Linked DNA regions of Mus musculus: region 1 is linked to region 2. A link is a loop called in an ENCODE intact Hi-C map of the cell type or tissue named here. Cell type or tissue: left cerebral cortex. All regions are shown on one strand. Links, peaks and the distances in the headings refer to the core of each region. The heading gives the core; the rest is flanking DNA.

Region 1 (15,941 bases), core at 5,050-13,049, 56 kb before region 2:
TCGGCCAATCAACAGGAGACATTTCAAGAATTTGAGAACAGAACAAGGAAGTTCTCTGACTCTAGGTAAAGGGGTGATTCTCAGGTGGATGGGAGGTGTGAGTCTCTGGACACAGGGATGTCAGGTTGACAATAAGACTTCCTTAACACAGAGGAAAATGCATCCTAACAACATCTCCAGAGAGTGTCCAAGGAATACAACAACCTCCCCCTCACGGAGATTCCAACAAGAGAGAGCGGCTAGACCACACTTCCTCCTTTGAAGCTCACAGTCACAGGTCAGTCACCTGTTGCAGATCACACCCTTGTAGCCTCTAACCTTCTTCGGTTATCATGTAACAGTTCTCAGTTGGTTTAATCTGGTCTCATCTGACTTTTATTGTGCCTCTTGTCAACTTGTAGGAAAGGGGTTAGCAGGCAAACAGTTTCACCGCAGAAGAGGAGGCAAACGGCTCAAGTGCCGGCTGCTGCTCTGAGGCCAGGGAAACCACCTTTTGGTTTGAAGTCCCTAAAGCTAAGAGAGCAGAAAGCAAGTGCTTTTCTTTCCAGCCTAGCCTGCTTGGAGCAGGAGGAAGCTGAATAGCCCCAGGGACTCCCTTCATCTAGTCCCCCTTGTCCCCACAAGACACAGGCCCCAGGTAAGATCTTCAGAGTGGAGAACAGAAAGAAATTGGTTTTCCCCTCCCTCCTCCTTCCTTTTCTTCTTCTTTCTCCTCTGTGTGGGGTCTTTCCTTGATCTTTCTAGGAAGGGGGGGTATGGAGCCATTGCTGTCTAGAGTTCAGTAATGAGAAGACTTGCACAACAGCTGAGCTGAGCAGTGCCGTGCTTGGTTCACCCAGAGCCCCTGGCCTCTGGGAACAAAAGTTAGGTTTGAGGTGGGCAGAGGAGAAAGAGGCCAAGAGCACGCATGGTTTGAAGCCCAGTGTGATAGCATATGCCTATAGTGTCAGTACTCACTCACCAGACTCGGGCAGAAGGATCCTAAGTTCAAAACCAGCCTGGAATACGTAGTAAAAACTTACCTTGAAAGGAAAGGAAGGTAGGTGCACTGATAAGGGAGGGAGGGAGGAAGGAAGGAAGGAAGGAAAAGGGGAAAAAAGACATGAAATAAATGTTTGCTTAGGGTTTAGCTCCCCTGCCCACAGCTTGTCCAGCCCTTTTCAAATGACTTTGTCTCTCAGGGCCTCATTTTCCCTATTGAGGAAAATATCAGTACCCATGTTCCAGCACTGTGACAAAGCCAAGTGGACTTGGTCTCTGCAGAGTACACACAGGTGGCCTGCAGAGGGCCTCAAGAATCAGCAGGGCTAATGCTGGGTCCATTGGTTCCTGCAAAGCAAGAAAGAATGGACTCAGGAGCCTCAGGGCTCCTGCTGACACGACATGGCCTTGGCCATGCTCAAGTCCCCCTTCCTGCAGTCTCCCCAGAGGGACCATCTCCAGGGGCTACGGAGTGGACACTCACACCCACTAACAGAAAGAAAACCCAGAGAAGAAAGAGTTCAGAGGGGATGGGAAGGGATAATGGGAACTAGCTATAATAATCAAAATACATAATATGCATGTTTAAAATTTTAAGTTTATAAAGAGTCTGAAGACAATGCCCAGTAACTCTGAGTCCCATTAGACAAATCCTGCCTCCAGAATTACTCTCCTGACCTCCACCACACCAGCTCACACCAGCTCCATCTACCAGAGCCAGGCTTGTCCCTGTCTCACTTTCTAGACCACAGCCCTCTGTACTCCTCTGAATGGTCTCCATTCAGTCTCTCCTGCATGTGTACCTAGTATAATAAAAGTCCCTTCTATTCTAGGAACTGGTGGGGAAGTCCCTAGTTGTCATAGAAGGTAGCTTCCACCATCTGAATTCCCTGGAGGCTTGCTAATATACAAATGCCCAGGCTTCACCTTGGCTGATTGAATCTGTCATTCTGGCAAGCTATTCAGATTTAGACCAAGGATCTGTCTTCACTGAGTTGCTGACTGTCAATGTCCAGAAAGAGGCAGCCTTGAAAAATTCCCTGGATAATTTAATAGCACCCTGTGTGGCCCAGTAGTACTATTCATACTGAACTCTAAGAAACTGAGTCGCTGAAGGCAAGTCACTTCCTCTTTCTGTACCTGCCCCTGTCTTTTCTATCTCCCCTGCAAAACGAAAGAGCACACTGGGCACAGGAACATGAGGTTGGAGAAGACTGAGGTAGGGACTGAGCTCAGGAACTCCAAGCCAGGCTGGGAAACACAGCAAGAACCTGACTCAAAAGTCCAGTCGATAAACAAAGTAGGAAGGAAGGATCAAGACTTGGGGGTTTTTTGAGGCCATCCTACTCTTAAATGCTTGGGGCTCTGAGAGCATCATGGTAGAAAAAGAAATTGAGAGCTCTTAGAGGTATGCCTAGACATTCCACCACGGCCCATGTAGACAGCTGACAGTCAGCTGTTGATGCTCTAAGGGCACAGAGCAGAGACCAACAACATCAGCATTGTGAGTCTCCTCCTCCCACCTCTGGTGTTGAGGACCAAACCCAGGGCCCTGCACTTGTTAGGCAAGCACTCTGCCACTGACCTAAATCCCCAATTCCCTGACTAATGCACTGTAAAGAGCAACCCCAGTCTGTACATCATGGAAGCCAGTCAGGAAAGGTATGGGTACAATGTGGGATCTGAATGTAAGGGGATTGGCCTGGAACCAGTCTTTAGGGACATCAGAGAGCAGGTGAGACTGCATAAGCATGGGGAAGTTCAGGGTAGGTCTATATCAGAGTGTCTACACTGCATAGCCCTGGGACCTGGGCAAATGGGCTATGTTCTCCAGAGGTGTGCACAGCCAGCAATACTTCGGGATTGAACACCTGACACTGGAGTACCTCAGGCATCCTGAGCCCTGACCAAAGGCAGAAATGCATAGAAGGAATTCTGGTCCACTCTTGACTTTGGTAAGTTAGAACACAGACAGTAGCTACAAGGAAGGATGTTTTCCAGCCCTGTTGGGGATTAGAGGCCTGGGCCCCACCCCTGGCTGGCCATAATGAGACTGGGGTGGGGATGGGGGTGGGGCCATAACAGCCCCAACAGGAACATTTGTTAGATCTGTAATCTGCTACAGTAATTGCAGGTGGCCCCACTCTGCCCTCTGCATCCAGGCTGCCCATCCCATCCTGACTGACTTAAAGAGTACTGCTAACAAAAAAGAAGGGCATAGAGAAGGTTCTAGGCCATTGGAAGCTCTAGCCAAGAGGCCCAGGAGATTCGCATAGCTTCACTTGAACAAGCTGGTGAACAGTGGAAGGTTGTGACATAAAGCAAAGATTGGTTGCCTGCAGCACACCAGATGTTCTTCCCAGCAAACTCCCCCTACCCTGGAGGTCATCCATAGCATCACTTCCTTCTGAGCTCAAGGAAATGGACCCAGCCAAGGAGCTGACAGAGGTGACTACAGCAAAGGTAGGCCTCTGCTAGGGACAGTGTCCACAGTCGCACTGACCACCAGATCTTTGTTGTCCACCATCAAAGATGGCCTGACCCTGCTTCAAGACAGATGGTTCAGCCACTAGAAGATTGGGGAACACTGGGTGATAACACTATAGGTTTGTGAAAAGCTCCAGGCTTCCAGAAGGATCATCGTAGACCCGTTAGGCCACGGAAAGCCTGATTCTTTCTGGCTTCCTAGCCAGAGACCTAAGTGGAGGCTGGTTTGTAGTCTCTGCTCAAACCGTTGGAAGATCTGAAGGCGTTGGAGATGGTGGTGTTGGCAGTAAAGTTGGTTGCCACGCCAACCAGAGGATGCAAGTTTGGATCTCTGTACTTACATAAGAGCCTATCACCTTAGCACTCAGGGTGGGGGTGGGGGTGGGGGATTCTTGAGCTTCACTGGCCAACAAGCTCAGCCAAATTGACAAGCTCTAGTAAGAGACCTTTCATACACACTCACACACCTCCAAGAGCTCTCAATTTCTTTTTCTACCATGATGCTCTCAGAGCCCCACACGTTTAAGAGTAGGGTAGCCTCAAAAAAAACCCCAAGTCTTGATCCTTCCTCCTACTTTGCTTATTGACTGGATTTTTAAGCTGGCAAGGTGGTTCAGTGGATAAGGATGCTTGCTGCCATGAACTGAGTGCACTCCTCGGGACTTACATGGCAGGAAGGGAATTAACTCCCACAAGTTATACTCTGACCTTCATGTACATCATGACACATGAACTGAGTGCACTCCTCGGGACGTTCATGGCAGGAAGGGAATTAACTCCCACAAGTTATACTCTGACCTTCATGTACATCATGACACATACTCGGGAAATAACTGGAAAAAAAATTAAAGAAGGTGGGGAGAGGTTAAGACGGATGCCTTAATATCGACTTCTGTCGTCCTCCAAATGCGCTTGCATATATGTGCATCATACTTACAGGTGTGTGCGTGCACACACACTCACCACACACACATACACACTCACACACACTTACCACACACACTCACCACACACACATACACACTCACACACACTTACCACACACACACACACACTCACCACACACACACATACACACTCACTACACACACATGCACACTCACACACACATATACTCACCACATACACACACACACATACCACACACACACATACACAGTCACTACACACACATGCACACTCACACACACATATACTCACCACATACACACACACATACCATACACACACATACACACTCACTACACACACATACAGACTCACACACACACACACTCACCACACACACTCACACACACACACACTCACCAACACACACACTCACCACACACACACTCACCACACACACACACACACACACACACACACTCACCACACACACACATACACACTCACACACAACACACAAACACACACACAAACTGGAAAATCAAAAGAAGACCAAATGCTGGCATAGAAGTGCTGTGAGCCCCTGACCAGTTATAGAAGGACCCCTGCATGACACAGCCACTCACAAGCTTTCAAATTCTCTTTATTAAAAACCATTTATCCTTTTGTAAAAACAAACACTTTAGGTCAGTTATAGAGATCAGAAAAAGTGGTGACAATTTATATAAGAGACTCAAAATATTCTAATACTTTACAAGTTCAAACTTAAATTAACTAATAGTTCTGGTTTTCAAAATCTCACAAAAACAATCTCTGGTCCAGTTCAAGTATAATCTTAAAGATCACCGCCTCGGACTGTCCAAGAATGGGAAGCCTGACCGCTAATGGCTGCTGCTCATAGCAAAAGCTCACAAAAGCCTCTGGGTGTGCCACCTGGAGTACCACCAGGTGCTGACAGTGACACTAAAGGACACAGGCCTTCTGACACATTAATCCAGGGTGCAAATGAATTCTTTGTATAAGGTAGCAACCTTTCATGAGCCACCTCAGGGAGAGACACTTTGTAATGACTGATGAGACACTGAATTCATGTTTTAAAAAAGAAATAAATATTTTCCTGGTTGTCTTCAATACTATGATGCATGGAACACACACACAGGAGTAAAAAAAAATGCAAGGACCATGGAATTATATAAAAATATATATGTATATATGTACACGCACACACATATAGAACCATCCATGACTTTAAATGTAAAGGAGACTGCCATTTCTTTCACCCTTCGGTTTTGCTAATATGAAGGTCGATTTACAACCAAGGGAACCATCTTACTGCTTGAGAACTGGGCCGTGTGGCTTTCCGTACAAAGGCTTTAACAGAGTAGCCAGTGGGGTTGGGAGGTCTGCCTCACTCTGCTGGAAGATCAAGCGCCCAGCTTCTGATGGAGGTGCTAATGAATTTAGGGATGTGGCCAGCAGTTGTTCCAGAGGTCAAAGGTTTTCTGAGAATCAGAAGAGACTTTGCTCATGACTACAGCTCTGGGTCACCTCCTGTGGGATCCACCAGGGGACGGGTTACATCTTCCTGAAGCCCCAGCTTCCTGTCACTCCTTTCCAGACTGGCCCCTCTTTGCCTTAACTCCTCCTTCATAGATTCCAATAGTTCTCTCCTGCCCAGGAACCACTGGCCTCAAAGTGGACACAGGGTTATTTTAGGTTCTATGCCCCGTTCCTTTCTGTGCCCCAGCTTCCTCACTGGTAAAATGTCAGCGCTGAACTAAATCATTTCTCTATCGCCCTTCCGTTTGTGCAGAGTCTAGAATGGAATATAAGGGGAGGGGGGGGAGGCATGCTCCCTATCTAAACTACCTTCCTTTGCTTGGGAACATAAACAGGCGACCATATAAGCAAACCATCCACATGGAGGGCCCCTTCAAGGAGGCGTGTCCACCTGTGAAGACAGTGCCAGGCTCTCTTTGACACTGGGGTCTGTTCTGTGGCACTAGTGGAGTTCATATCTTATAGTACCCCTGTCCTAAGACCTTCCACTAAGACCCTACAGCCCACACGGGACGGGGGTACTGACCCCACTGGGAATCAGGGACCAGTTCTTTCTATCGTTTTAACCTCCAAGTTGGCATCAGCAGTCCCTCCATCCCCTACCCCTACCTACAAGAACCAAGCAAGCCAAGTGTCCTAGTTTCTCCTTCGATTGGGAGAGCATTTTCAAATCATTCTAATACCAACTACCCCAAAGTAGAGGCACCAAGGATGAAGGAAGGTCAGATGCCAGTCCCTTGTTCCTGGGTTAAGCTGATGCTGGTCAGCAGTGCAGAGGTCAGAGGTCAGCATGCGCTGTAGGCCCGCCATCTATCTCCTCCTTGAGAAGGCATGGCTGGCCTCAAGTTTAATTAAAGTGAATCTATACCAAATTCACTGTCCTGGATAGAACAAATCCCAAACCATCCTCCAACTGAGAAGTTTGGATTGAATCTATCAGAGCTTCTTTACTGTTGGGCTCTTCTTTGCTTCACAAAATAAATATGAATTTATTATTAATAATGTGTAGTAATACATGACTACTACAATATGGTATAATAACACATTAAGGCATTAGCCCAGTGATTTTTCTAGAATAGCCAAGGATGAGGATGAATGGCTTCCTAAAAATAGGGGTATGCTTGCCTCTTGTGCTGGAAGCCCTGGGTTTCACCTCCAGAACGGTACCTGTGATCACAACACTCAAGAGGTAGAGGCAGGAAGATGAGGTGTTCAGGATAACCTTGGCTCCAGAGGAAACTAAAGACAAACTGGACTGCATGGGCCCTGTCTCCAAACAAAACCCTGGGACGTTCTGGCCTGGCATCTATAGCTCGGTGGTAGAGCGCCTGTTTAGAATGTACAAGCTTCTGGGTTCGGCTCCCAGCACTCGTCTGAGACTGAAACAAAAGACAAAGATGCCTTTTCAAAATGGCGGGATCCACCTGGAGGAAATCCTAGTGAAACCACTTCCACCTCTGCCAAGCGATTCCTTGGTTGCACAGAACCTGACTCAGCTCTCCTACCCTTGGGACCCACAGAAACCAGGTTGCAAGGCCACCGCAGGTGCACTGAAGTGACTAAGTCAAGGCCTTCCATTAAACTTACTCCTTGAGTGACCCAGCCTCATCGACCGACCTACCACATCCAATCAAATCTTGAAACACAGTGACAATCCCTGAGAAGCTGGATTTTATGAAAAGGAAATGAACTTTGGCACAGAAGGGATAGGTGAGAGGGAGAGAGGAAAAACAGACTAAAAGAACCAGGAACCCACAGGAAGCTGGTCACCCTCGGTGGCTGGGCCCGGAAGGGTGAGCCCAGCTCCCAGAGACTTCAGCCTGTTCTGCAAGCCCAAGCACCATGTCCTGCCTGGCTCTCCGTCCTCTCTGGTCTCAGTTCTGTGCCTGAGGCCAGGCTGGCCTTAGTTCAGCAGGCTTCCCATCCATCTTCCAGAGACGGTGGCAGCGCCGATATCATAGCTTCTTCCTTTCCAAGTGTGGACCAATCCCACCACGCTCGGGGCTTGGGCTGTCTGTCCCCTCCGTCTCCTTCAGGCCCTCCTCTGCCAGCTGAGACAGGTACTTCTGTGGAGAGAGGGACAGTGTGACAGTGCAGACAAAGAGATGTCAGTGGGTGTGATGTGTGTGTGTTTGTATGTGCGTGCATGCGCCCATGAGTGTGTAGCTCTCTGTCTCTCTGTCTCTCTCTGTGTCCATCTGCCTCTGTGTGTATGTGTGTGTCTGTCTGTTTCTTTGTGTGTGTGCATGTACGCCTGTGTGTTCATATCTCTCTGTTTCTCTGTCTCTGTATGTGTGTCTGTCTGTCTCTGTCTGTCTGTCTCTGTGTGTGTGTGTGTATGTTTGTTTCTGTGTGTGTGTGTGTGTGTAGGACTGCTTTGCTATCATTTTTGGACCACTGGGGCCATGTCTTCCCTCTCCAGCTATCTTAGGGCAATGGGACCTCATATTAGTTTACAGATATTGTAAGTCTCTTGAGAGAAAAGTGAAAAGTATAGATACTGACCATAGCAAGCAACCTTCTGGCCCCCACTTATTGCCAAGCACTCACTAACTGCCTGGCTTACATGAGCTCATTCTTCACAACAATGCTATCTGTTTTCTAGAGAGAGTGACAGAAGGAGGGGAGGTGGCAGGTAGCAGAAACCCAGGGCTGGCCCTTGGTGACGTGGTGACATTGGAGATGCCCAACAATCCTATAGGATAACCTGTAGGGGGGAAGGCCTAGAGACCCTCAGTGGACTGAAAAACAGCATGACCTGTCTCTAGTGGAGGACTACCTCCACAGTACTGGGAGCACTCAGGGCTGTGATCAGCCATGACTAATAAACCAGTTGGGGCTGGTCTGTGTTTGTAATACATGGATCGGTGCTGTGAGATCAGATGAGGAGAGGCCTGAATGTCTTGGAAAAGTAAGAGCAATCCAAGCAGTGCTTCATTTGGTAGTTAGAAAGGGTCAGGTCCAGCTAATAGATGTCCTGGGTTCAAATCCTCCATCTCTGCAGGCAAGTGACTGAATCACCCTGATGTCTGTTTAGTGAGGGTAACCATGACAACCTCGCAAGGAGTCAGGGAGTGGGGGCAGTGTTTCCTGTGAGTGGGGAACTGACAAGATGCCTCACAAAAGATTTGCCGGGGACACCGTCAATACTCAGGAATGTCAGGCTGAGGTGAACCAGACATAAGATGGGGGGAGTCCCTCACCTCTCTCCACCCCTCCCATTCCCCCCCCCAACAAATCTGTTAAGTAAGAGCAATGGCATCATCCTCACTCTCCTCCTGCTATGAAACTGTAGTTTTTAGAAGTGGGGGTAGTCTAACTTGGAGAAGGGCCCCCTAGCAGATGCCTGTGGGCGAGGCTGCTGCTGGAGAGCCCTGATTTCTTCTCTGTTTGACTCGCGAATTCTGAGGGGATAAGCGCCCTGCATATGTATGCATTCTTCTTTGGGAGCCTGCAGCCACCTTCATGCCCAGTAAGGCTATGCTTACTGTGCCAGATCACCCCCTGTAGGCTCACATAGAGCCATGACCAGCAACAGCATAGCGGGATTTCCAGAGGCTTCACTGAGGCAGCTATGACCTGCTCTTGCCTCCCAGGGCATCCCCAGTGGGACCCCCGACTCAAGGTCTCCTGATGAATGCTAACTTTCTAAGTTGCCTGACTTGAGTCAGCTGGCACCTGCCCTGTGGGTCAGACTTCTTCACTTTTCACACTTGTGGTTTGGAGTAAAGTGGGAGAGGCTGTAGAGACTGAGGCATTCATTCTGCCAAGGCCCCTGACAGAAACGCTACCTGAGATGGCTGTGGCAGAGGCTCCTGGCTCCCTGATAAAAGGTGTACCAGGGAAACGTGAGCTGAGGTGGGAGGGAGTGAGGACCCGAGGCACCATCTACGCCCAATGCATCTAGGTGTGTGTGTGTGTGTGTGTGTGTGTGTGTGTGTGCGCGCACGCGCGCATATCTTGGGAGCACATGGGTGGTGCCCTGCTGTGGCCCTGGGAGGCTGCCTGGAGCTTGACCCTAGAGGCCCTGAACACAGTGCAGGCCACTGCCCCAAAAGTCTCTGAGTTCTTCCTTCATCTCTTAGTGAGAGTGAGCTTGAACTCTGGGGTCTCCTTGGTGGGGGGGGGGGGCTACACAATTCCTCCAAAGAGGGTCACACTGAGGAGTTAAGACATTCCCAGGAAGACTGTGACAATGAAGGTTCTTGGCCCTGCTATGGGGTTCAGTGGTGTAGCCTCTGTCTAGTGTGTCCAAAGCCCTGGATTTGATCTTCAGCACCATACAATTTTAAGAGTGAAGATTCCTAGGTCTACACTAAAAGGAATAAGCAAGCAGGGAGGGTAGGCTCAAAGAAGATGCATTTTTAAAAGATGCCAGCTAAGTTGATGGGAAATCAGGACCTGAGTACCCCCATGACCCTCCCTCCTGGCGTGCAAAAGGTCTATGAAGGTTGATTTCTTTAGGCTGGATGACTGTCCACAAGCATCTCTGTAGGGCCCAGCCTGAGATCCCTGCCCTGGCCAAACCAGGCCTCTATTCCCTTTCCTCCCTGAATGGAGACAGTCCTCCTTGCTGGTCCTTGACTTCTGTGGTCATAGAGCAGCTGCTCCCTTCCGGGAGCTCATGTTCCCGTTACCACTCCACCCCAGTATGTGACTTATCGCATATATGCCAAGCCTCACATTCCTGCTTAGGAACCGCTAGCTAAGGTCCAGCGAAACAGCTCAGTGGGCAGGGGTGAGTGTCTCTAAGCCCGAGGGCCTGAGTTTGATCCTGGGAATGCAAATGGTAGAAGGGAGAATTGATGTCTTTAAGCTGTCCTCTGACCTCCACATGCATGCTCCTACCTCGAGCACAAAAACAAAATAACACACGCACGATTTAAAAAGAACCCACCATCAGATCAGCTACTCTGAAAGGTTAACGATGAGAGGAATGTCTGCCCTGAAACAGGGACTGAGACACTACACGCGCTTCTTGGATTGAACCATGTGGCTCAAACACTGGTTAATTATTTACTTGTTTAGTGTGTGGTGTCCATGTGTGTATATGTGTATACATGTGTGTGTATGTGTGTGTGTGTGTATGTGTGTGTGTGTGTGTGTGTGTGTGAGAGAGAGAGAGAGAGAGAGAGAGAGAGAGAGAGAGAGAGAGAGACTAGTATTAGGTGTCTGCCTCTGTCACTCTGTCTTGTGTTTTGAGACAGGGTCTCTCACTGAACCTGGACCTTGCCAACTTGGTAAGACTGTCTGGCCAGTCAGTTTTAGAGTTTCTTCTGTCTCTGCCTCCCCAGGGCTAGGATTATAGGTGTGCATTACATCATGGCCAGCTTTTACGTGAGTGCCAAAGATCCAAATGCAGGGCCTCAGCTGTACATGGCAAGCACTTTACTGCCTGACCCAGCTCCCTACCTCCCAACTCTGGTTCTGACGGTAAAAATGCAGTTGTCTTGAATTGTCTTGAAGTACCCATACCTCTCCCTTACTCCCTCCTGAGAGAGAGAGAGAGAGAGAGAGAGAGAGAGAACAAATGAAATACATGTAAAACCCAGCCTGTGCCAGGACTTAATCATGAAACCTATATCACATTAGGTATAGACATCACCTCAGTTCTATCTCACCTCAGCTCACGTTTCCCTGGCTTGCCCATCAGGGAGCCAGGAGCCTCTGCCATCTCAGACAGGGTTTCTGTCCGAGGCCTTGGCAGAATGGTGACTATCCATCAGCATTGCTCTCTGACTTTAAGACACATCTCTGAAATAAAAATGCCTCTTACAATTGATAGAGTCTCACTGTCTAATTTGCTGTATCACTTTTCCTAATTGGTGTTGAAATCGTGTATCCGGCTGGGGATGTGGCTCAGAGGCAGAGTGTGCGACCAGTATATTTAAAGGCCCAATGCCCCCTGTGACAAAGAATAAACATGGAAAAAGTGGTATTTACAAATAGAGGCATTTTAGCTTGGATGAAATGTGTTGTGGGTTTAGTATATTTGTAAGTGATATTTTAATATAGAGCATGTGTTGGCTATTTTGTTTTGCACTGGTATCCTACACTGGACAGGAAGCCCTAAAGAGGGATTAGTCTACATCTGCTGCTGTTGTTTCTACAGAGCCTAGAACAGGTCTGGGTTCGTGAGCAGCCCGAGGCAACCATTTGTTATGCCATCTGAACATTTAAATGGGGCAAAACTATGATTTTCATTCCAGTGTAAAAAAAAAAAAAGTTATCTGCACGGAGGAAGAGACCCAGGAATACCTGCATCTGAAGCCCCCAGGCCTGGCTTCTCGTGTGTCAGAGGATTACAGAAGATTAACAGCAGAGCTTGGAACTTGACTCCGCTCCGCCTCACTGGGTGTGGCAGATGTCTAAATACCATCATGGTGGAATGGATGCTCTGAGTGTGTTCTTAGAATGAAGCCTGGCAGCCAGGTGCTCTCTGCATACTCAAAGAGGTATGTATTTACAGGAGCGCGTCTGAAAAAGCATGCCAGAGGACAAGTCCCTATGCCTGTCCTTGAAGATGGACATTTAAGTCAGAGGCGAGTGAGGCCTGAGACTCTGGGTGCCTGGCTTGTGACTGAAGGCTGGAAGACCTCATGGTGGGTGGGGCAAGCATGAGGGCTGGTTACCTGTAAGTTCCTGTAGTGGACAGTGCTGCGGCAGTGGCTCACTTTGGCCGCCTCCTCGCTTGTGTAGAACAGGCCACACAGCTTGCAATAAAAGCCAGTCCTGGGAACCACGAACTCCACTCCTGGGGAAGGGTGGGGAACGGACAGGCAGTGTTAGGAAGGTAGTGGGTGGCTCCATGGACCCCGCCTCCTTCACTGCCCCGCCTCCTTCACTGCCCCGCCTCCTTTTCTGTTGACTCTGGTGGAGCAACTCCTCCAAGCCTCACCTCATTATCCACATTTACAACATGGCCAGAGAGAGATGACAGCACAGCGCCTACTCCATTCACAGGTGGCTGTGAATGTCAGGGAGTGCCACAAGCAGGGGAGGGTACTCAGCAATTATACAACGAGGCCCTGCCTTTCATGTGTGGGTCCATCGGAGGAGGGCCAGGGAAGGTTTCTTTTCTAAGGATTTCACATCTGCTGGGCTCCCTTCTCTACCTTTGTGACCAAGTATAGAGAAATTCTCTATATTTTGGGGGTTGGTTTTTAGGATCATCTTCATTAAAAAAAAATAAAACCAAACAATAGTAAGAGGAAAATTCACCCATTCACTCTAATGTAAACATGTCTTTCTGAGTGATTTGTTGATATACAGGACTTTGGGGGAGGGGCAGTTTTGTGGTTGTTTTGCATTTGTTTGAGACTGGATCTTACTTTGTAGCCTTATCATCTGACCTGAACTCGCTCTGTTGATCAGGCTGGCCTGGAACTCACAGAGATGTACCCGCCTCTGCTTCCCCAGTGCTAGGATTGCATGTGCCACCAGAAGAGCTAAGCCTAGGGCACTCAGGTTCTACCCCCTTGACGGGAGTCTTCAAGACCACAGCAGCCGGGGCAGAAGGTGCCGCTCTCATGTCCTCTGCTGGGACAATCTGGGAAAATGGGTTGACTGTGATGAGGCACTCATTCCTCAGGGCTCTGAGACAGCCTCCTAACCACAGTCTGCCCCCCTGTTCTTTCTCTACTGGTGCTCAGGAGATCTAATCTTATAAATAGAGCTTTCCTTTACAGCTCAATAATAACTGATGGTGATGATGGTGATGATAATGACGATGATGATAGTAAATGTATACATATGAACAGGGCAGCTCTGAGAGAGAACAGGAGAAGCAAGAAAGCCCAGGAAACTGCTTGCAGCCTGCCAGCGCAGAGCTCCACACTGAAGCCTGGGACCTGGGCTGTCTCTAAGCCATGCAGCTGCTAGCTTGCTATCTGCAGAGCCCCCAGGATTCAACAGCAATTCCCAGAACTGAGAAAGTGTCACTCAGATTCAGCTGCCCCCACTCCCAGAGACTGAGTGTCCTTCTTCTTCACCCTCTGTGTGCAGAGGATAGACATGTGGCCCAGCTTAGCGGGGTGGGTGGGGGGGAGAATGCTCCAGGCTGTAGCTGGGAAGTAGGCATCAAGCAAGACTCGCGATCTCTCTCTTCTGCTGTTGCAAAATAGCTGTGCGATGGCTGTAGGAACCGGCTTCCCAGGAGCCTCCAATGTATTAGGAAAGAATTCCAATCAGAGCCCAGCCTCCCATCCTGTCCTGGACCCTGTGGGCGGCAGGGTGCAGCTGGGCTGTACCAGGAACAGAGCCCCAAGGACTCTAGTGTGGACCAGGCTCTCCTTACCCTGTCCTGGGGTTCCCGGAAAGAGTGTAATTACCTCAGGAGAGTCCATGGAGACTGAGGCAGCCACGGCCCCTTTCAACCAGAGGGTTACAGCTACCAAATACATGGTTGTGTACGAGCTCTCAGCCATTGAGTAAAGTTTCCCACCACACCAACAAAAGTAAAGCCAAGCAGCTCAGAAGCCACAGTAGTGATGTGCAATGGCACTTAGGGCCACACAGGCCCTCTACACTTAGTTATGTCGTGACCTCAGAGGTGCTGGTGACCTGCTCTGCACTGTGTTTTCTCTTCTGCACTACTGCCACGTGGTGCTATGAGGGAGCACCTGTCACCTCACCCGGTGCTCGGGAAAACATTAATTTAGGAACACAGAATCCAAACATCCGAGCATTGGCCTTCACCCACCCACCCACCCTCCAGCCTTCCTTTCCCAAGGCTGCCCAGAGAACCATTTCCATGGTTGGGCAGTAACTTTCTTCCCAGGCCCTGCCCAGTGGGTTAGGTCAATATCAGTAATCAAAAGAGAGCATTAGAGAGAGCTGAGTGGAGACAGGAGGATTCTTAGATAGGCCACAGTACAGCCCAGGGGTGGGGAGGGCACCACAGCGCCTGCTACCATGCTCTCAGCGAGCCTGAAATGTAAGGACCAGAAAAATGGCAGCACGGAGGATCACTCCCGTAGCCATGGTGAGATCAGGAGCCCTCCGTTTCTTCAGGTTTTATTAAGTACTGTCATTAAAGCTGCGTTTGCCTCCTAATAATAGCTCCTGGCATGGGTAATTATGACTCCGTCACCCTAGTAAAGCCAGCGTTGGAGAGGGGGAAGCTCACTTTTTTGCCAGCGATGCTATTTGGTTATAGTAAGAGCAGGCCTTGGCAGGCTCATGCTGGCTGGAGTCAGAGTGCTGGCCTGAATCACACAGGCAAAGCCCTTCTCCAGCCACGAACACCCCCAGTCTGACCTCTCGATTCTCCCAATGGGGGGCCCTGTCCTTGACAGCCTGTATTTCACCTCTGTGTTTGCCACAGGGGCCTGAATGTTGTCTCTCATGTTTCTCGAAGTCTCTCTGCAGTAGTGACCAGTTCTGTGGTATAAAGGGTTTGCAGCCCCAGTGAGAAGAAGCAGGGTGGACCTCGGTGAAGAATAATTCCAAACAACCTGCCAGCCCTTCCTAAACTTCTGCTACTGGAAAAGCTCTGAGACCTTGCAATCATTTCCTCCTCAAAATTAGTCGACACCGAGGATTCTTTCCGCCAGGTTCCCAGAGACAAACAGCTCAAAGCGAAAAGGTTAAATACGTTGCTATTTGTCGTCCAGCCACCGAGCAGCAGAGATGGGATTTGAACCCAAGGATACCCGTGCTCTTCAGCACAGAAATGGCCTTTCTTTTCCTGTGCCATCAGACATCCCAAGTTCCAGAACTTGCCGTACGATCCTGAGGAAGGATCTTTAGTCTGTGCACTTGTCAAACACAGAAAACAGCAGCATCCCGTCCTGGAGGGTTTGCGAAAGTAGACAGCAATAAGCTATCAGCTTTCTACGCTAAATGAAGATGATGCATAATGGTCCAAGCTAGAAACATCTCCAATGCCCATCACCAGGTAGGCAAACAGAAATGTGGTATATCCAAATCCATAAAGCAGCACAAATGCACGCCTATGTCAAAACTGACCAAACCACACTCTTTACATATGTGACCTTTATTGTACGCTAATTATACCCTAATCT
Region 2 (15,941 bases), core at 5,191-13,190:
TTCTTTTAATTGTGGTGAGGCCTTACGACATGAAATGCACCGTTAACCATGTTTAAGGGCACAGCTCCGTGGCACTGAACACAGTCATGCTCACCTACAATGGTCACTCCCAGCCAGCCACAGAGCCCTGTGCCCATGAAACACCCACTCTCCGTTCTTCACCAATCCCGGCCTGTTTAGTTTCCAAAACACCTCGCTAGAGTGGAATTCTACAGCTCAAAATTACGTCAGAATTTCCTTCCTTTTTAGGACCACGTAGCATTGCAGAGTGTGGATAGCCACATTTAGTCTTTCTGCCCTCGTTAGTTGGCCTCCCAGCCGCTGTCACTCTTAAGCTGTTGTGAACAATCAGCTAGGCTGTGCAGCTTTCTGTTCTACGCCCTTGGGCCAGCCAGGCTGTTCCCCACTGATCTCTAACGTAGGCCTTTCCCAGAATCTATTCTCCGCATGGCAACCAGCATCTTGTTTGGAGGTTTGGGGCATCACTCCTTCCTTTAAGTGCCCACCAGCTCCAGTCATATCTACAGCAACAACAAGAAGTCTTCACAACAGCCCAGGGATCAGACCTGGGACTCTAAACTTCCCTGCCTCTGTGTGTGTGTGTGTGTGTGTGTGTGTGTGCTGGTCAGAGTTGATACTGCCCTGTACCTGTACCTCTAGTCCACAACAGCTGTAGGGCCTTCAAACCTCTAAAACCAGTTCTGTCTGGTAGGAATGTGCTTGCCTCATACAGCCACCCCTGCCGAGGTGACCTCAGTAAGGTTTTGCCCAGATGTCCCGTTTGCCGTGCAATGTGCCCAAGAGCCATGTGCACATGCACAGCCCCCTCCCCCAAATGTGGCCTTCCGGTTGCCCCAAGAGTTGAGCTCATGTTCTCCCAATTAAGTGGAAGCTTCTGGTGGCGGGGGATTTCTTCCCCTGCTTGGCTCTCTGCAGTTTTCCTGTGCCCCACCCAGCACATCTCAGTGAACACCCGCAGAGCACCCACGGAACTATCCAGACAGCGCTTACCTTTCTGAGAAGAGCAGGCATTTCTGGGCATGCAGCTTCCCTTTCACATGTAGCTCCCAGTCCTATAAGACCAGAGAAAGGACCAGAGTTGAACTGAGTCCACGGGGAGGCAGAGGGTGAAGGCAGTTACCACCAGCCAGGCAGGGAGCTCAGAGCACCCTGAGGCTGGACCATAAGGACACCTCGTCTCCATTTCCGCCCCCCCCCCCATGCCTCCTTATTCTAGGTGCTGCTACCCAAGTACCAGTCTTGTTAACTCCTTATACTTGCATACCCTGTATCCATCTTGGATGGCCACCCCAGACTTGAAAGCAGTTTCCCCTTGTCTCCTGTCCATAGACCTGTAACCCATCTTTGGCCACATGCAATCCCTCTACCTGCTATTCTCTGGTCTATGGTGTAGTGAGTTATAAAGCCTCAGAAAAGACTGCGAGACAGAAACCTCCAGCACCACTAGTATCACTGTCCTCACTGTGTGGAAAGGTCTCACTCAAATCACAGAGACACCTCTGGGAGACATGACCTGGGCAGCGTGAACGATACCCGTGCTGTGTGACTCCCACAAAGGAGGAACTGAGTCCAAGATCAGCCAGAACTAAATGAGACCCATTCTCCAAACACAATTAAGCAACAAGAAAGCCCAACCTCAGTGTCTACCTCCTACAGTCACGAGTATAGCACATGGGAAGAGTTTAATGTCTGCTAGCTGTACCTATGTTTTACTATGGCTTTGAATATTTCTCTGTATCATCAGTAAACCTTGGCGCAAACATTCTTCCAGGCAAGTTCTGTTCACAGCAATGCAAAGCACTTTACCAATGGAAGGCGTGGGAGTCTCTCCATCCGCTCGGCAAATTTTGAGTCCTCTTTAATGGTTTGTCTAGGTCTGGTCTAAGAATTGATCTTTTGTCCTTGGCCCAAAATTCTACTTTTCCCTTTTTCAAACTTAGTACAACAGATATATCTTGAAGGAACCGAAGCTTCTAGAAAGCCCAAAGGAGAAAAAGATCCTCAAAGGGAAAGAGGAAACCACTGCTTTTTCCATCTATCTCGAGGAAGACATCCTCTACCTTAGAGCAGTGAAAGGATGGGATGTAATTCTAAAACTCCTTAGGGTCTACGGCCTACGATTCTCATAAAGGGCACTGATGAGTTTAGTGCCATAGTCCTCAAAGGGACTTCTCTTAGATGCCGCTAGAGTCTGTGCTTGGGTCCCAGCCCTTCTTGGGTAACTCACCTTCAAGTCAAACACCTTCTTGTCACAGATGCTGCAGATATGTGGTAGGTGGAGTGGAGCCAAGCCTCGGAAATCGTTCAGTTGATGACCCTGCAGGGGCCTCACGGACAGCACAGCCTGTCCCTCCTTTGTCCTTCGGCAAGAGCAGCCGAATCCCTGCTTGCTGTTGTTAAGCCGAGACCCAAAGGCAGGAGGGGCCCTGTCTGAGGTAGGCTCTTCAGGGTCATAGAGCTCATAAGGCTGGCTGGCAGGTGGAGCCCACAAACTGGGTCCCGCTGTAATATCGGGCTTGTTTTGGCCTGAGAATCCAGGGGGCCTCTCCCACTGGCTGTTGGTGCCTTGCAACAGCCCACCAACGTCTCCCTTCATGCTCCCAGTCTGATCAGCTGGAAATCCACCTGCTATGTGTGGCCCTTGGGCATTGGGTCCATAGAAGTCTTTAGAAAAGGCAGGTTGGCCATCCTGCCCTGTGTGGCTATAGTGCCCTTCATAGGTCATACTGCCTGATGCTGTGGCTGAGGCCGAGGCTGGCAAGAAGCCTGGCTGGCCCTCCGTTTCAGAACCATACGCTTGGCCGGAGTTGGCTTTGCCATAGTCATAGAACCCTGTAGTAGCCGGTGTAGGCCCAGCCTTCCCAAGGCTAAGGATGACAGCTGGCTGGGCAGGGGTCTGAGGTACCACTCCACTGAAGGTATGAACTACCATAGCATTGGGGGGCTGGCTGGGGAGGCTCACAGAAGGCCCTGGGCCTCCTGTCTGGCTTGGGGGCGAAAAGGCGATTGCGGTTGAGGGGAAGTGAGCGCTGGGAACCGAGGCAGCATGCTGGGACACCCCAGTAGGGCCATGTGCGGTGCCGAGCACAGACGGATGCCGGAGCTGGTTGAAGAGAGGCTGGGACATGGCCACTTTGGAGAGGACTTGGTTCAGAACCGTGGCCGCTGCAGTGTTGTTGGTGACTGCGGTCTGTGCCATCTTCAGCCGATGGAGGGTGAGCTGAGCCTGTATCTGGGCCAGCTGGACGCTGGCTGGCGACGTGAGCAGAGGGTTCTGGTTATTGACCGAGAAGGGGCTCTTATCCAGGAGCTTGGCAGCACTGCAGGGAGACAAAAGGTCCACATGCATTGCTGGTCCTCAGTGAGTGGCAGGGGACCACATTTGCTTCTCAGTGGCCCCTTTCCCCATGTCAACAAGACCCTGCCTCATAGGTCTACATACAAGTGCTCACACATTAATACATGTCCAATAGAGAAGGCCAGGCAGGACTCCCAGTGGAGGGATAAGGACACCAAATCACCCACAAAACCTTCCACCCAAAATGTGTCCTGCCTACAAAAGCTACAGGAACAGAGAAGGAGCAGAGACTGAGGGGATGGCCAACCAGTGACAGGCCCAACTTGAAATCTGTTCCATGGGCAAGCACACAATCCCCGACACTGTTAATGATGCTCTGTTACTCTTGCAGACAGGAGCCTAGCATGGCTGTCCTCTGAGAGGCGCCACCCAGTTGTTGACCAAGACAGATGCAAGAATACACAGCCAAAGATTAGATGAAGCTCAGGGAGTCTTGTGAAAGAGTTGGGGGAAGGATTGGGAGTCTGAGAAGGGATAGGAACTCCACAAGAAGACCAAGAGAGTCAACTAACCTGGGCCCTTGGAGGCCAGAGATTGAACCACCAACCAAAGAGCGTACAAGGGCTAGACCTAGCACCCAACTCCCCAAGTATGTAGCAGATGTATAGCTTGGTTTTCATGGGGTCCCTCAACAGCTGAAGCAGAGGCTGACCCTGAATCTATTGCCTGCTTGTGGATCCTATTCCCCTAACTAACTGTCCTGCCTGGCTTCAGTGGGAGAGGATGTACCTAGTACATCCTTAGTACAGTAACTTGAGGTACCAGGGTGGGTTAGTATCCAGAGATGTGAGGGCAGGACTGGGAGGAGATGAAGGGGCTGCAACTAGGATATAAAGTGAATAAATAAATAAATAAATAAATAAATAAATAAATAGAAGAGAAAAGGCCATGTGACAGAAGCTCACTCTCCCTGGTAATTAAAGGAACCGTTACCAACGAACACTTGACTAGCACAACCTCCAAAATGAAAACCAGATTCCATGATGGGGAGATAAGGTAAGAAAACCCAAAATGCCAGCCAGGTGTGGTGGCTCAAAGTGAGATCCTGTCTCAGAAGGGCAGCAAAGAAAGGACATAGAGTGAGTTACAGTTTATACTAAAGCTTTGATAGCTTATATTTTTGATAAGGGTGGTTTGGAAAACACAATCTTTACTGTCATAGTCTTTGACTCAATAATTAAATTGTGCAAATGTATACAAAGGCAAAACTTGATAGCTGAAAATGTTCCTATGACAGTAACAGCTGAGAATAATAAAATCCAGCAAGAGGGAGACAGATACATAAGTAACTGTTTTTCTACTATTGTTTAAATGTATACATGTATTATTGTAACAGTTAAAGCTTCAGAAGTTGTGCACAGGGCCAGCAAGATGACTCAGTGGGTAGAGCAATCCTGTACTGTTAAACATTAATTGGGGTTTTCTACCCCATCAGATCATTTAATTCCCAAATGAAAGACACAAAAGCTTTGTATTTATAATAAGCCTTAAAGCACTAGAGCTGAGCAGATATCAACCCTGTATGCTCGCTCTTTCTTTCTTTCTTTCTTTCTTTCTTTCTTTCTTTCTTTCTTTCTCTCTCTTTTTTTTTTTTTTTTTTTTGAGACAGGGTTTCTTTGTATAGCCCTGGCTGTCCTGAAACTCACTTTGTAGACCAAACTGGCCTCGAACTCAGAGATCTGCCTGCCTCTGCCTCCCGAGTGCTGGGATTAAAGGCATGTGCCACCACGCCCGGCTTCCTGTATGCTATTTCTAATTCTTTGTTAATAACTCCATGATATAACTTGCCATCTTCTACCAGGGCCCCAGAACCCCAATTCACCATCCCTTATGGCCGTGTTCTCATGATTAACCTACCCCAAGGAGTCTTCTCCTCTCTGCTCTCCTTGTGGTCTCTGCTTCAGACCCCAGCCGGGGACGGGGTGAGCACCCAAGCACCACTCACCTCTCTTCTCCACAGCTAAAGGCTGTTGTCATCTTTATTAACCAATAGTTCCAAATTAAGGAGCAAGATTTGCACAACAAGAGCTGGTAAATGTGAGAATTCACTCATAGGCTTAGACCTGCCAGTACAGAATTGAGCATTTCAGTACATAGCAATGGACCAAACCTCCACAGAATCTGCCACTAATCCTGACTCTCTGAGATTGGTTCCTTAGCTCCCACATAGTGGAAGGAGAGAACTGACTCTCACAGACTGTCCTCTGACTTCCATAAGAATACTATGACACATGCAAATGCATGCCTGTCCCAATAATTAATAATAATAATAATAATAATAATAATAATAATAATAATAATTTGTAGAGATTGTGTCCTGAACCATAAAAACCAGCCCAGCATGCTAACTCCTCACCCCATCATTTTAGTGGCATGAGAAAGTCCATATGCTCCTTGCTTTGAAAAGTATGCCAGAATAAACTGTGTGTATATTTATGGCACATATTTTCATCCTAGTCCTCATTTTAAATCCAAAAACAGTAAAACAGCTTTTACATATCAGTAGTATACACAGCAACCAAAAACCCTATAAGTGAAAAACAAAATCTAAATTCGAGGTAGTAAGTGCCAGTCAACTTTCACAGAATCTTAGGAGAAATGGGAGGAGCCGGTCTGCCACATCGCTCTGTGGCCTTGTCCGTTGACTGTATTGTGTTTCTGGGCAAACAGAGACTGGACTGTCTATAAATGAGACAGGCTTTCCTGGTGAATCTGCTATAAGCGGTTTCCACAGTCGAGGCTTTTGGCTAAGCCATATTTTCTGTGTCTTAAGGTTCCCCTTGCGGGGAGTGGGTGTAACCAAGAAATGTGTTCGGGATGCTGGTGAAATGGAATCCCAGGGCACCTGAACGCGCCAGTGAAATCTGAAGTCTGGACTGATGGACCAGCCAGGCTGCACAGCCAATCTCCTTATAAAGCAGGCGCTGGGAGGGAATGCACAGCTGGGACACATCTGTCTCCACTGTCCCAGGCCCTGTGCGATAAAAACTCAGAGCTGATAAGCTGAGTGGGGGCGGGGAGGGCCACAGCAGGCAGAGAGGGTTGGAGAGGGTTGGGGTGAGAGAGAGACAAACAAGGGTGTGGGCACACCGCACCTCCCTCCCTGGAGCTCCTTTAAGGGAAGGGGGCTCATGCTTGGAGAAGGTAACTGGGTAGGACCATCTCCTCCAGTAAGGCTCCTGGGACCAGTGTGAGCTTTTTGGAACTTCAAAAGTCACACAGGTCAAGGGCCACGCAGGATAGGTCATTTTCATCTCAACTTTGTAGAGCAGGAACCTAGAGCTCTAACACTCACTGCCATTAAGTAAAGTGGATGAGCCTATAAGACTCGAACCCCAACCTGGCAGGTACAGTAGGAGCCTCGCAGCCCTCCTCCTCCCTCCGGCACATATCCTCCTGGGCTGCTGGCTTGTTTGGTTTGAAGTGAGATCCCAGAACATGAGGCACACCCACGCTCAAGAACAAGAACAAAACACACTGCCAAGTCAGATTTAAAAAAAACCAAGCCTTTGTTCTTTCCCTCTTGTGTGAGGAATCAAAAACTTTCTACAAGTTCCTGAAGAGAGATACCCAGGCAGCATGCAAGCTGCACTCTGAGGCGCGCCTGCTGCCTTTTAAGATATGGGGAAGGAGGAGGGATGGCCTTGTGCACTCTGGGGAGTTGCGCTGGGGGCATCTCAGCTTCATGAGCCCTTGTGTGGTATGGCACCATCATGGCTGTAACAGAGTGGGGAGGGGCTAACAAGAAAGGAGGGAGGGTCCCGACTGATGAATGATTATGCCTTGTGTACTGTCAGGTAGCAAAGCTTTAGAAGGCAAACCCAACAGGGCAGCTCCACCCCCAGGCTTGGCCACTACACAGATTGTCCTTACTGACAAGGTGTTAAGGAGGTGCCAATGTGTTTCTTATGACCAAAGGAGCACAAAGTTGGTTTTGTTTTCCCCAGAGAAGGCAGCTGTGTTTTTTAACCTTTGGTTCTGGGCTGGAGCAAGTCCTTGCTAGAGGTTTTCCTCCTGGGTGTTGAAAGGTTATCTAAAGAAGAGCCATCTCCCCAACAAGGAAAAGCAGCCATGCAGTGTGGCAGCGAGTCAGATGTGGATACGACTATAGAACCTCGCTGTTCATACCCAGCCCGTAACTAGACCCGAACCTCATTGTTCAGACCAGGCACACACGAAGATCAGAACCTCACCATTCAGACCTGGCACAACCAGACCCAGGAGCGGGTCCCCTTCTGTTTCTGCTTTAATCTTACAAATTCTTACTGTCCCCAGCTTTATTCAAACTTGCACAGAAGTGATTTCACACAAATCATCCACACAGAATATATCCCTTTTAAACCAAAATCTTAGGTGAGAAAAAAAAAGACTAACTGTTCTATCTAAGAAAATAAAAGTCGTAAAATACTTAGCCTGCAAGAGTTAATAACTTAGCCAGGCTTGGTGGTGATACACGCCTGTGATCCCAGAGCTGGAAAGATAGAGACAGGGGGATCAGATGACTCAAGGCTAGTGTTGAGTTTGAAGATAGACTGGGTATGATAAGACTTCTGTCTCAAAAGACAAAAGAAAAAAAAAGGAAGGAAACGAAGGAGAATGAGAGGGAGGGGGAGGAGGGAGGGAGGGGACAAGGGAGGGAGGGAGGGGACAAGGGAGGGGAGAAGGGAGGGAGGAAGGAGGCCACACAGTATTCTAGGAGCGTCTATTTCAAGGTTTACTGCTGTTTTAAGAGAGTCCCCAGAACACGAGGCACACCCACACTCCAATCCAAATACAAACACGTTCCACAGCCAAATGAAGATGACAATGTTAGGCTTTCTCATTTATGTAAAGACTCAAGCACACACACACCCCCTCCCCAAAGAAAGCGGTGTGTCTTGGAGAATCTTGCATTTCCCAGCAGCTTGGTGGCTGTGGCAACCGCCAGGAGCTAAGCAATGAAGACCTTAAATGGCTGTGGCTTCTCAGAGCCCGGCGGCGGCTGGGAGACGAATGCGCTTTATGTGAGTACAGTGCCTGAGTACTTCAAGATGGGGCTTCTAAGTCTACAGCCTCCCAGTGCCGTTGCACACCTGGGTATAGTCACTCACCGCCCAACCTCAGCGTGGGAGATTCAGTATGCTTCTCCCCAAGTCTAGGTTTAGTAACTGAATGGATAGAGGCTGGAGAGATGGTTCAGCACTAAGGAGCACTGGCTGTTCTTCCAGAGGACCAGCTCCCAGGTTCCCACATGGCAGCTACCAACTAACTGTAACTCCAGTTCCGGGGGGTGGGTGGGGGGGAGTTCAAGGCCACCTTCTGGCCTCCGTGAGTGCAGCACACATAGTGTACAGACATGCATGCACCTGTAAGTGTCCCCGTACGTGGTAAAGAGGACTTTACAGCAGTGATTCAATTAAGGATCTTGAGCTAAGAGAAGATCACCTTGACATTGCCGAGGTGAGCTCTGTGTGACCACAAGAACGATGAGGGGGAAAGTCAGAGAGATGGAAACACTCATCACAGAAAGGGAAGATGATGCGCTGATGTCTGTGCAAGTGGAGGAAGAGACTATGAGCCAAGACAGTACAGGAAGCCTCTAGAAATTCAAAACAGAAAGGGAAAGAATGTTCCTGAAGAGCCAGGGCAGAGGCAGAGGCATTCTTCCTAACAGTTCCACTACAGACCTACTGAGAGGGATCTTAGAATCTCACTCATCTATGATGCTACACACTATCAGATTTGTGGTGATTTGTTACAGTGGTAACAGGAAATGAATACAGTTTCCCCAAGACATCGATACTGAGGGTGAGTCTGTTTAGAGAGCTGAGGTGGGCCTGCATGTTGTGGGCAGGAAGTGATCTTGCTAGAAGTCTGGGTAGCACAGACACCCAAGAGCCTGGGAAGCTAAGGTTATATACGCCACAAAACAAGGTCACCAGAGGACTCTGCAAAGCCAGCTAGTTTTTTTCACTCACAGCAGTGGCAAACAGAAAAAACATAGAATTGCACGCTTTTAGGGTCCATTCAATCCCTTATTACAACACTGAAAAGTTAACTTGTCCTACGGCACACAGGTGGCTGCTGATGAAACCTCATGGAAACTTCTGGTCACCTCAGCTTCCCAGGCCTGGGAGGATTACCTATCCACCTCACCACCTCAGCTTCCCAGGCCTGGGAGGATTACCTATCCACCTCACCACCTCAGCTTCCCAGGCCTGGGAGGATTACCTATCCACCTCAGCTTCCCAGGCCTGGGAGGATTACCTATCCACCTCACCACCTCAGCTTCCCAGGCCTGGGAGGATTACCTATCCACCTCATCACCTCAGCTTCCCAGGCCTGGGAGGATTACCTATCCACCTCAGCTTCCCAGGCCTGGGAGGATTACCTATCCACCTCACCACCTCAGCTTCCCAGGCCTGGGAGGATTACCTATCCACCTCAGCTTCCCAGGCCTGGGATGATTACCTATCCACCTCATCACCTCAGCTTCCCAGGCCTGGGAGGATTACCTATCCACCTCAGCTTGAAAGGTTATGTTCACGCACACTGAGTTCACTGAGTACATTCCACATGCAACACTTGCAAGCCTCCCACCAAGAACCGGGGAAATTGAAGGATGTCCTTCCTTCCTGTCTGTCAATCCGTCCATCTGTCTTTGCGACAGTGTCTCTGTGCATTGTTCTGGCTGTCCTGATTCTCCAGAGGCAATGACCTCAAGAACGTCCCTGTCTAGAAAGCGCGTGGCTCAGGATTCAGTCCACATCTTCTTGCCTATACCAGGAACAGCTGCACTGTTTGCAGCCATCCCCAGCAGATTCGAGGCTGGGCAGTAGGGAAAACAACACAGTAGCGCACATGCTTTGGACCGGGAGTGGCAATGTCTGTCAGACGCCCTCCCCTGAGCCTGATCCCCTCACAGATGCAGCAGCTGACTGCACAGGCTCTGATTTACCAAGAAGCTTGGGAGGGCTCCAGTGCCCCCAGGCTGAGGTTATGTCTCTGAGCCATTAATTGCTACAAAGAATTTGCAGTGTATAATTAGCTTTAAAACTCTAGTAGTGTGCTTAGAGAAAAAAATTAAACCAGTGTTTCCCTGAAGAGTTTTCAAACTAAAGTATTAGAGAAAGACAAACTAATAACCCTTATTTTGTTGGGATGTAGAGATGTGGAAGAAAACCTGCCTTGAGAAAGGATGTGCAACCTATTGTTCCCGTCAGGAGAGTGTGCCTGTTGTCCCAACTAATTGTCCCAAGATGCGATGATACAGTAGCCTTTGGCCAGAAGAAATGGGTTGCATCTGGCCATCGAGACACATGCCCATAATTCTACTACCAAGAAGGTAGGTAGAAGGAGGTCATTAAAAGTTTGAGGCCAGCCTGATCTACATAGATTTTCTAGGTTAACCAGGGCTATAAACAGAGACCTGCAAGGGAGGCAAGGATTGGGATGATAAAAATCTTCATCCTGCTCTAAAAGTAAGACGTTAACGACACACACAGGACCCTGCTCTGTCTGACACAGTCTTTCAAAGGACCAGATATTCCTTCAGAACTTTAATCTTTTAGCCTGTGTCGACTGGCATCTGGTGTGAGCTATGCAAAGCTTCCAGATGTGGATACATAAAAGTGGAGAAAGATAAAGAAGAAATCAAAAGGGGGGGGGGGGGAACATGGGGAAAGAGACTTCCCTGAGATCACAGGAAGGGTGTGGTGTGCTCTGACTGAGGAAGCTCACGCAGGACAGATTCACACTGCCCTTTGCAAGAAATTTAACCAATGAAAGAAAAGAACAACCCAAGGGCTTCCCCTCAAGTCTGAACAAAGGCTTACAAGGTCCTGGGTTTGACCCAGTGACAGGTGTGGAGACACATCCGCAGTGTGTGACTGATAGAGGGAGGGTCACCTGTGGTCAGGGACCCAGGTTGCCATCTACCTGTTAAGAGATTAGGGGACTGTTGCTTAACATTTCCACCTTTGGGATTGATTTTTTTTTTTTTTTTTTTTTATCGGTGACAGAAGTCACTGTGTCCAGGCAATATCTCAGGCTGGGGTGGTCACAGCATCACATTGCCTTGGTCCCAGTGATTGCAGGGACACTCAATGATATTTTGTTGATGATGTCAGGACAGAGATTCACTGTCATGCCCGGCTGCTAAGCTAGCTGTTAAGCCATCACCCAAAGAGAGGCTGATTAAGAATAAAGCCAGCCCAGAGGGCAGTGACTTCGAGATGGGGCAAAGGCAGCAATGGAAGATTCCAGGGGCTCCCTGAGCCCACTGTGCCTGGCTGTATACTCCGGAGTCTCCCATCATAGTTCCTTAATTTGTTTAATAAAAATAAGAATGTTGGTCTGGAGAAATGGTTCAGCGGTTAAGAGTGCTTTCTGCTTTTGCAAAAGACTGCAGTTCAGTTCCCAGCACTCAAGCAGGCAGCTCAAGATTCCAGTGACAGAAGACTAGAAGATCTGGTCTCTGTGCACACACACACACACACACACACACACACACACACACACACCATACACGCACATAAATAAAAACAAAACCATAAAACCAAAAACCATTCATGTTACAAACTGGCTGTGGTGACATCCTGTTATCCCAAAGTTCGGGTGACTAAGACAAGTGAGTCAGAACTCACCTTGGGCTCCACAGCAAGACCCTACCTCAACAACACCTCTAAAAGACCACAGTCTGTTTAAATGATCTGCATTTAACTCTCTCTGCTCTTCTCCAAGGCCCACACTGACCAGGGTTCTCTGGATCCCACCAGTATCTTCTGTGGAAAGGCGAGAGCCAGGAAATTGTTGCAGGGGGACCCTGGGCATAACCTTGGTATGAGCATCCACCAGTCAAAGACTTTGTTTCTAGAAGGTTCTGAAAACAGAATACTCCTCCATCCTTAGATAAGAGCACAGCATGACCACAAAGCCAGGGTAAAAGTGAGGTTTTGGAGGAGAGGCCCCCACAAGGTGGAGTGTGGTCTGAGGGACTCTTTTTCAGGGGCAGGGATCCAGCTCTGGCCACAGAGATGTTCCACACAGATGAGCAGCAGAAGCAGTCTTGGGGTCTGTGCAGTTTCCAATGACTGTGACACCTTCAATACAGGACATGACTTTTGCAGCACTGAGCTGGCTTTGTGCCAGACATTTGCCCGTAAGGGAACTCCTGTGGGTATGGTCCCTGCTGGTCGCTCTGTTGGTGGGTGATTGGATCACAAGGGTGCTAACCTCATCAACTGATTAATCTATTTATTGGCTCAGTTCTCATTTAAGAGGGTTGTTGGGAGATGAGGTCTGGCTGAAGGAAGGGGTCACTGGAAACGTGGGTCTGAAGGGTGTCCTGCCCCAATCTATATTGTACTCTGGCTCCATGAAGGAACAGCTCTGTTCCAGCATGCTCTCCCTACCATGAACCTTTGCCTGGTGAGGTCCCCAAAAAACAATGTCGTGAACCAGGATTACTGGAAGCTTCTAAAGCTGCAAGCTGAAATAAATTTCTCTCCCCTCAAACTATTTCTAACCCCCCTTTTATAGTTATTTACTTATTTTTATTTTATATACATTGGTGCGTTGCTTGTATGTATGTCTGTATGAGGGTCTCAGGTCCCCTGGAACTGGAGTTACAGACAGTTGTGAGCTGCCATGTGAGTACTGGGAATTGAACTCAGACCCTCTGGAAGAGCAACCAGAGCTCTTAACTGTTGAGCCATCTCTCCGGCCCTTAAACTGTTTTCTAAGGCTACAGAGTTAGCTCCACAGATGAAGGCCCTTGCCACCAAACCTGACGATCCGTGAGACCTATACGATTGATAAGTGTAAACAGGTTCTACCAAATGCCTCTGACTGTACCATGGCATATGTACCTCTGTCAACAAAAATTGACTAATTAGGGCTGGTGAGATGGCTCAGCCGGTAAGAGCAATGACTGCTCTTCCGAAGATCGTGAGTTCAAATCCCAGCAACCACATGGTGGCTCACAACCACCCATAATGAGATCTGATGCCCTCTTCTGGTGTGTTTGAAGACAGTTACAGTGTACTTATGTATAATAATAAATAAATCTTTTAAAAAATTGATTAATCAATTAGATGGTTTTTTTCCTCAAATATTTTTACAGTGATTTTAAGAACATCTGCATAACATATTCTTCTAAGAGGAAAGATCTTCACTGAAAAGGGATAACATTGCTTGATCCTTCTGCTCAGCAAGGTGGCAATGCAAGATCAGAGTGGGTGCCTGTGTGGCCGTGGGCTGTCCTTGGATGAGTGGGAGCAGGGCTCAGGCGCCACGGGTCCTCATCTCAACCCGTCTCTCGTCAGCCATGTGACAGTGAGAAAGGAAAAGGCTCACCTCCCTGCACCTCAGCATACCTGTGTATGCACTCAGTTAGAGACAGGATCTTGCCATTAGCCCTGGGTCTCTTGGTGCTAGCTATGGAGACCAAACTATCTCCAAATTTGCAGGGATGTTCTTGCCCTCCCCCCCCCCCACCCCCCCCCCCCGCCGAAACAGTGTGCCTATTTTGTTTTGAAAAACAAATAAACAAACAAACACCCACATTACACTCTTTCCCTTTAAGGCCCACACAGGTAAAGAAAGCGCTGTCTGGGCGTCCTGGAAACTGCCAGGTCCCACATAGTTATAGCGTTCTGCAGGCTGTTCTTGGGGAGGGCATTTTCTGTGTGAAGAGAACCATCTTCATTCTAGGAAACAGTCACATGTTTGGATGCTCTCATTGCCACTGAGAGTCAGGATAAAATGAGTGAAGTCATTGGTTCAGCCATATCAGCGAAGTGTCAGTCATGATAATGTGATTGCATCACAACTGGGGAGCAGGGGCTATGCTCAGAGACAGGTTTGAGACTTAGAACCATCCTAATTTTACCTCTCATAAGCTAGTCTCTCTGGGCCAGTACTCAGCTTCTATAAGGCCTTAGGTCCTCATCATTAAAAGGAAGACAGATGTATCCAGGCTTGTTCTGAGAGTGGAAGGGTGCATACCGTATTTAGCCCAGTTCCTACCACCCAGCAAGTAACCACTGCTATTATTATTCCTGCCGTTGTGTTATCGCTGCTAATATTATCCTTATCATTGTCACCCTGAGAACAGGCAGCATGGGAGCTCTGCCAACAAACAAGGAAGCTAAGAATGTGGAGATGTGAAAGTAGACAGAAAGGGAAGGGCAGGCAGGGGGTGGGCAGCTTCTGTCAGGAGAGAGCAGAGGTGGAGAGAGGCTCAAGCTGCAGAGATAGTGGCAACAGCCCTTGGGTGACCTCAACCAGGCAACAGCACATTGCAAGGCTGTTGAAGGTCCGTGCTGTGGCCCTGTACAGCGCAGCCACATGCTCGTCCCTGGTGATGTCCCCCTGACCAGCAGACAAGCCAGGAGCGTGTCAGTGCCCAACCAACAAAACCAACTTTGTTCACAGTGAGCACGATGGCTTCCCAGAGAAGCGATTCGGGAATTTAAAACCACTCTTGAGTTCAACTCAGCTCACTTTCCAGACTGTAACAAATGCGCCCTTGCTTGTTTGTGCTAAGATATAAACCATAGTCCAGGTGAGATTAATGAAGCCAGGCAGGAGTTACTGTTCACTGTGGGTACGACTTCACAGGAGACCCAAGTGCAACTTGCAGCTCAGGGGTCGGGCCTCTGCTGTCTCCTGGAAGCTAAATATCTCCTAGATCTTCATCTTTCCATAGTTAAATCTGACTGCACATATGCAGATCTTAGAAGAGTTCAGAGAAGCTCACCATGCCTCCAGGTGAAAGTGCCATGAACTTATGAGACATCCCCAAGTTTTCTACAACACTGTAATTCATAATTTATATTATTTACAATGTGTTTCAAGGAGAACCAGACAGGAGGAGTGCAAAGGCCCCAGATATAAAGAAAATGGGGGTGGAAAGGCTGGACGCACCCTACTGGACCAGTACCATTGTCTGCCCTGACTGCAATAAATGACATAACTACATGGTGATTAAAAGGGGAAAAACTAACTTTCCTGTAATGCTCTCAGAAACTGGGTCAGGCTATGTAGCACAGAGACGGGTTTCAAAATGCCAGGTTACAAAGATGCTAGCTCTGACAATCCAGGTCCTGTGCGGGCTGCAAGTTCGAAATTCTAGCTAAATGTCATAGATCTGAGAAGCAAGGAGTCTCAGAGATCATCTTGTGGTCACAACCCACCTGTCCAACACAGGGAGGAAAGCAAAAGCCAGGGAAGTTGATGAAATACAAAAGTCTCGTTGTTCCAACCCCAGTCGAACTCCTGAAGAGAGCAGAGCCAGGACTGGAGCCCCAGGGCTGGTGCGGGGGTGAGAGTGGAACGCAGCCTTCAGCAGGGGGGGTCTCTTCCTTCTTGGAGACAGGGAGGGCTGTTGCACACTCTCTTCACAAACAATGGTGTTGCTGGATCATCATTGGCTAGGCCTCTGTGACTAATTTCAAGATTACCGGGTCACTGCTGCTAACCCGTGTTTGGGCCTTTGCCACAACATTACCATAGGGTGATTCATATCACCATGACAGCTCTCCGAGATGATTCATAGCATCGATGATAATCCTGCGTTCTC

The links. Peaks named below come from ENCODE experiments on the same cell type or tissue, not always from the same donor. Only the 100,000 strongest peaks of a DNase experiment are listed, where the experiment ranks them.
Region 1: it touches region 2 in a loop (4-fold over the local background); 5 of 42 quality-filtered maps call a loop at or near these places.

Annotation. Positions count from the first base shown.
Region 1 is chr19:53,856,121-53,872,061 of GRCm38, reverse strand. It overlaps Rbm20 (RNA binding motif protein 20), which reads right to left. Exons shown (of 14, transcript NM_001170847.1): 13 at 12,549-12,670; 14 at 4,982-7,982. The coding sequence ends at 7,872. It overlaps Gm41863 (a long non-coding RNA gene), which reads left to right and starts at 11,707. Exons shown (of 2, transcript XR_877918.3): 1 at 11,707-12,371; 2 at 15,275-15,941. Gm30990 reads left to right here. Exons shown (of 8, transcript XM_030251154.1): 7 at 1-65; 8 at 152-277. In left cerebral cortex, for the core only: a CTCF peak has its summit at 9,464; DNase peaks (open chromatin) are centred at 9,002 and 9,292; H3K27ac peaks cover 857 bases.
Region 2 is chr19:53,800,648-53,816,588 of GRCm38, reverse strand. It overlaps Rbm20 (RNA binding motif protein 20), which reads right to left. Exons shown (of 14, transcript NM_001170847.1): 2 at 2,249-3,341; 3 at 1,012-1,073. Among named protein-coding and RNA genes, the nearest start is that of Gm16299, 17 kb to the left of the region's middle. In left cerebral cortex, for the core only: no CTCF peak of the experiment used is centred there; DNase peaks (open chromatin) are centred at 6,839, 8,252, 8,956, 9,139 and 1 more place; H3K27ac peaks cover 3,078 bases.